Regions from separate parts of the Homo sapiens genome. Here region 2 is linked to region 1. The links are chromatin contacts, found by Hi-C or POLR2A ChIA-PET in ENCODE. All regions are on one chromosome and are shown on one strand. The core of a region is the stretch at or near the end of the contact, and the rest is flanking DNA. Distances in the headings are between cores, read along the strand shown. Region 1 overlaps LOC102723906 (a long non-coding RNA gene). Region 2 overlaps LOC102723906 (a long non-coding RNA gene).

Evidence for each region. Hi-C counts contacts between places; a loop is a spot of excess contacts on that map. ChIA-PET counts read pairs that join two places held with the same protein, here RNA polymerase II (POLR2A). Pooled maps may share reads with other maps.
Region 2: a map of endothelial cell of umbilical vein shows a loop between it and region 1 (5-fold over the local background). The contact joins two enhancer-like sites. A Hi-C loop is called at or near these places in 5 of 168 maps with a recorded cell type or tissue (Calu3, PC-9, endothelial cell of umbilical vein and 2 more) and 3 of 50 pooled maps. POLR2A ChIA-PET finds 5 or more read pairs at or near these places in 1 of 52 experiments (GM12878).

Annotation. Positions count from the first base shown.
Region 1 is chr4:186,900,766-186,903,465 of GRCh38, forward strand. All of the region lies in intron 1 of LOC102723906 (a long non-coding RNA gene), which reads left to right. It also overlaps the pseudogene MRPS36P2. Among named protein-coding and RNA genes, the nearest start is that of FAT1, 180 kb to the left of the region's middle. Within about 2 kb of position 1,331, at least 3 of the 41 ENCODE cell types and tissues checked have a DNase peak (open chromatin) inside an H3K27ac peak, as active enhancers do.
Region 2 is chr4:186,843,080-186,845,779 of GRCh38, forward strand. All of the region lies in intron 1 of LOC102723906 (a long non-coding RNA gene), which reads left to right. Among named protein-coding and RNA genes, the nearest start is that of FAT1, 120 kb to the left of the region's middle. Within about 2 kb of position 1,277, at least 19 of the 41 ENCODE cell types and tissues checked have a DNase peak (open chromatin) inside an H3K27ac peak, as active enhancers do.

The sequences.
Region 1 (2,700 bases), core at 81-2,580:
ATTACCCTAGAAATACAGAAGGAAACTCCTGTCTCAAGAAGAAATTGAACGTACTCAATGTGGAGGCCCAGAATCATCACTGGGACGGCTGTTTATCATCAGAGCCAATAATTTTTTTACAGTAAAGGACTTCCAAAATGACAAATGTGAAATTGTATGTCAAACAACTTTAATAAATGTTCTGTTAAAAAAATGTAGAAAAGATAAAAAGCATATCAGAAACTTTTCCAAAACATTTATCCCTGGCTTCTTGGTTTCCTCCCTCCTGAACTCTGAAATTCTTGTAAGTTTGGTGGCAGGCATGAGTGTTACACATACAGATACACATGCAAACAAAACAACTTTCCGGTGATCATAATATCCTCTACCTTTGCCTTTCTCTTTGAGTTCAGAACTATTGATTCAGTGTAGCTTTTGTTTTCAAGGAAACTATAGCTCAAAAAGTTCAAGTTTCACTGACTTGTCCTGGGTGATGGGGCTAGTTAATGGCAAAGCCAGTCCTGGAACCTCCGCCTCTCCTGCTGTTGGCAAAGCACTTCTGCTACACGCACTGCTTTCCTGGATGACTTTTAGAAACTGCCTCTTCAGCTTTGAAGAATCCAGAGAAATCTTTTTTCTCTTTTTTTTTTTTTTTTTGAGACAGAGTCTTGATCTGTTGCCAGGCTGGAGTGCAGTGGTGTGATCTCGGCTCACTGCAACCTCCACCTCCTGGGTTCAAGTGATTCTCCTGCCTCAGCCTCCCCAGTAGCTGGGACTACAGGCGCACGACCACGCCCAGGTAATTTTTGTATTTTTAGTAGAGATGGGGTTTCATCATGTTGGCCAGGAAGGTCTCAATCTCTTGACCTTGTGATCCGTCTGCCTCAGCCTCCCAAAGTGCTGGGTTTACAGACATGAGCCACCATGCCCGACCCCAGAGAAACCTTTAGCCTGACTCTTCAGATCTAGCAGCTCTAAGGACCATGACATCGTTCTGCTGGGGATGTTGTCCTGGCTTCTCCTCTCTCACTTTACTTCCAAAAGGCTTCCAGGACCAAGCAGCTATTGCAAGTTCCAGAGAATTATTTCTCCAAACCAGGACCTTATCCTATAGGTGTGAGAGCAAGGACTAGACAAGGAACCAGAGTAATGATGATTCTTCATTACACCTTCACATCTAAGCAGGCCTTAAAGGAAGGGACAAAGTTATCCTCAAAGGAATACACAGCTTGCCCAAATGCAGTTGGAGAACCAGGTGAGTGGTCCTCCCTGCCAACAAAGCAAAGTCTAGGCCTGCAAATCACTGCCACCAGGCGATAGAGAATGTAAACAATAATTCCGAGGCCTGACATAGCCAAGCGAGGTTGCTGCATTGCTCTGAAAGGCACAGATACTCTAGGGGGAAGGGGTTGCTTTGCATTTTGAGCACAATTTGGCCATGCAAGAATCTCCTTACCAAAATAAGCATCTTGAGCTTGCATTTTCTTTCTGGCAGGAAAAAGGCCTAGAACTTCCCAAGTGAACAAGCTACACCCACTTTTCAAATATTGTCACAAGTCATTGTAAAAATACTCTCTCATAAACGCTCTGGCTATAAGAGGAAAATAGAACCACACCAAACACCTCACCCCAATATTTCAGAGTCCCACATTGGGAGCAGTAAATAAGATTAGGGATTATAGCCTGCTCTGCGTTCATCTCTGTACAGAAATGTACTGCAGAAACCACACCCTTGTAAAAGGGAAAAGCAGGAGGAAGTGGACCCGTAAAAGCTAAGTAGTCAGAGGACATCCAGCTGGGGATAAAAGGCATTTTAGGACTGGCTCAGTGAAGTGCTGCAAACACAAGTTCACTGTAGAATAAATAGCCTGGGCTGTCTGGGCTGGAAGGTGGCAGCTGCATTTTATGTCCAGACTCGGGAGGCAGAGTTGAAACCTCACGTTCAACACTGGTCCCTGCCCCCAACACATAGGCACCAAGGCACATACATGCAGGATAAAATGTCTTCTCTTTGGATTAAAAAGTTAATAAAGCAATAGGTGATTGCCTAGAAGGGTGCATTCTAGAGTTTGCTCTAGCAAGCTAGGAAAACAACAGATGGTGGAAAGTTTGCTTCTCCTGCTTACAAACCACATGAAATGAGGCAGTGGAGTTGTCATTTAGCTTTTAGGAATTTAGCTTTTAGCTTTAGCATTTAGCTTTTAGTTTTGAGCAACTTGGATTCAATTCAAATGGTGCTTCAAGTTGTGTGATGTGTGTTATATCGGAGAGTATATTACTAGATTTTGTCCCATTTTTTAGCATTAGGATAGGCAACTCACCGGTTCCCGGGAACTGGCATGTGTGAGATGAGGAAGTAGAGGAGACCCTGAGGCCGTTGGTGGGCCTTACCTGCTGCCTTCTCTCCCTGCCAGGGTCAGGCCAGTCCTATTGCCTCTTCTCCTGGGGACTCCCACCCCTCTTCTCCTCCATCGCCATTCCAGAATACCACTGCCCACACTTGCTGCCTGAAAAGAAGAATGATCTGAAGTCCAGCTCTTTTCTCTCTAGTTCAACTTTACATCCATGTCATCCAACTTTCTACAGGAGCAAAGCTTTCCTGTGTGCAAAAGCTCTCCATCACTTTTCTTTATTTGTATAATACAATCCAAATTGGATCCGTCCTGCCTTGCCGGCCCCTTGCCCACTGCCTCATTGCCCAGGGATCTCTCAACCTCATCT
Region 2 (2,700 bases), core at 27-2,526, 58 kb before region 1:
TGTAAGTTGGATTCCTAGGTATTTTATTCTCTTTGAAGCAATTGTGAATGGGAGTTCACTCATGATTTGGCTGTCTGTTTGTCTGTTATTGGTGTATAAGAATGCTTGTGATTTTTGCATGAAATGTGTGTTTTTTACAGAGCCTTAGGGTCTGTGGAGTAAATGTACCACATGAAACTACTAAATAAATCAAAATGGTAACACAGCTTTATGGAGTATTTTTATGGTGATCAGTTCATTTTGTCCAAGTTATATATGAGTTTGGAGGTGGATCTGTAAACTCCCCCCTCCAACTTTTTTCAGAAAAAGAATTTTTTTCCTTATAGAAGTAGTACATGTTCATGGTAAAATCAAACAAAGAAACGAGAATAAATCGAATGAGACAGAGGAAGAGAGATGAAAAGTAAAATTCCTCTTCCAGCCTCATTCCCCAGAGCAGCAGTTCTCAACTGGGGAGGATTTTGCCTCCTAGGGGATGTTTGGCAATGTCTGGAGATATCTGGTCATCTGTGGGGAACCGCCGCTACTGCATCTAGTGAATGGCCCAGGGTTGCTGCAGAATAGCCCACCACGCACAGGACAATCTCCCACAGCAAAGCATTATCCGGACCAGAGTGATCATAGTGCCTCTACTGCAGACCCCTGGCCCAAAGTGACTACGATGGTTTCTGGAAGACCAGAAACTTTAAAATATGTATGTGTAGTTTTTCCACTTTTTTTTTTTTTTGCACACAAATGGACTTTTTATCCTCTGTAATTGGAAATGGGCTTTTTTTTTTCACTTAATGTTTCAATGTCTTGGTTATTTTTTGGTTATTTTTTACATATTGATGCATACAATTTACTTAATTATTATTATTATTTTAGAGACAGGGTCTTGCTTTGTGACCCAGGATGGAGTGCTCCTAGCTCACTGCGGCCTCAAACTCCTGGCCTCAAGTAGTCCTTCCCCTCGTCTCAGCTTCCCAAAGTGTTGAGATTACAGGCGTGAGCCACTGTGCCTGGCCACAGCCTAATCGTTTTTAACTGTTAATTAGTTTTCAGTTGGCTCATATATCATAACATACGTAGCCTTCAAAGATAGCTAATTTTGTTGTCTCTAACTTCTCATTGTGATAACCAAGCCTGCTGGGAAGGGGTTACTGAAAGAGAAACTGCACAAAGGGCTGGATTCTTCCTTGGCACTTTTGTTTTTGTTGCTTTACTTTTGCTCAAAATCTGACTGAGAGGCTAAATTCACAATGGGAGGTCGATTCTGTTTCTTTCTTACAAATCCCAGTTCCCTCTTGATTGTATCACTCAGGAGCCTGGGAATAGGAGGGAGGAGCGCCGGTTTTCTGTGCTGTGCCACTGTGGACTGTATCCTGCAGACATTTCTAATGCCGAGCTCACTAGCCAGGAAGTCATGTCAGCTGTGGAAATGTTCAGCTTAGGAGCTCACCATATCTGAATCGAATCCAAAACTTTTTAAGGACCTGGATTAAGTAAACTATGCTAGGGATTCAGGCTGTCCCTTAGCTTAATAAAGAATGGACCACTTCAAAGCCAACCCTTCATTGTCTAAGTTTTTTTCCTTTTTTCCCCTCTGTGTGAGTTCAGTCTGTTGACATCTTTTGCTGTTTTTCTATGTCGACTTTCATTTTGGGTTGGAAAAGTGAGGCTCATGCATTTTATACGGCAGTTATCAGAAGTACATCTGATTCAAAACCACACAGTGTTGCTATTGATTGTATAGCGATGTTGGCATGGATCATTTAAGGTAAATGTTATTTTCATGACCCCAAAGAGGAGGCTGTCACAGAGAAATATTATGTAATAATTTCCACCTTGCAAGAATGCAATGACCCCAAGAATAACACATTTTAATTCTTAAACTATGTGGAATTATCTATTTCAGCTCACTTCAAGCAGCATGGAATTTAGTTTTATTTCAAATTAGTGTCTGCTACTTGTGTGAAAACCTGTCAAAGTTTATAGCCTGGGAAACTGCTTTAAAGTAAAAATGAATGCTTTAAGTCTCAACATTCCTTTGTTAAAATGTAAAAATGCAATGGGGAAACTGCTTTCTATTGCTCATTCTTTTAAATATTTGGAGCTCTCTCATTATGCCTTGACCTGTTACAGCAGGCAGCACCCTCCACATAAACAACTTCCTCCTTTTTCCACAGAGATAAAAATGAGTCATGCTGGTCACCACTCTTGTAAGGCCTCCCATGTAGACAGGGTTATTTTTAATGCCCCTCGTGGAACCTGTGGAGTCTCGTGGATGGTGGTGATGAGCGGGCCAAGAGTGGCTGCCTCCCTGATGTCCCTGCCATGTGTCCCACACAGGCTGTGGCATGGGAGACAAAAGGCCACGCTGAAGTCCACAGGGCTCTAAGGCAGCCCCTGCCTCCTCCGCCTGTGATTTGCTAGTGACTGTGAGTCATTCACTCATTTCTTCCATCTGATAAAGCTAGTGGACATGAAGGGGAAATGGCAAAGTTTTCTTATCATCTTAGGAGCCAGAAGCCAAGTCTACTTTCAACTGCTTCTCTGTTAAGTCCTCCGTCAGGGAGCACTTATGAGGGCTCAGCGTTTGGAAGAGAAAGTGCCCGATTGTGTAGACACCACAGCAAAGGGGGAAGAAGGGAGTTAACACAAGGAAAACCTGTTAGAGAAGAGAAGGAATGTGTTAGATGTTTTTCTCACCTGTCACGC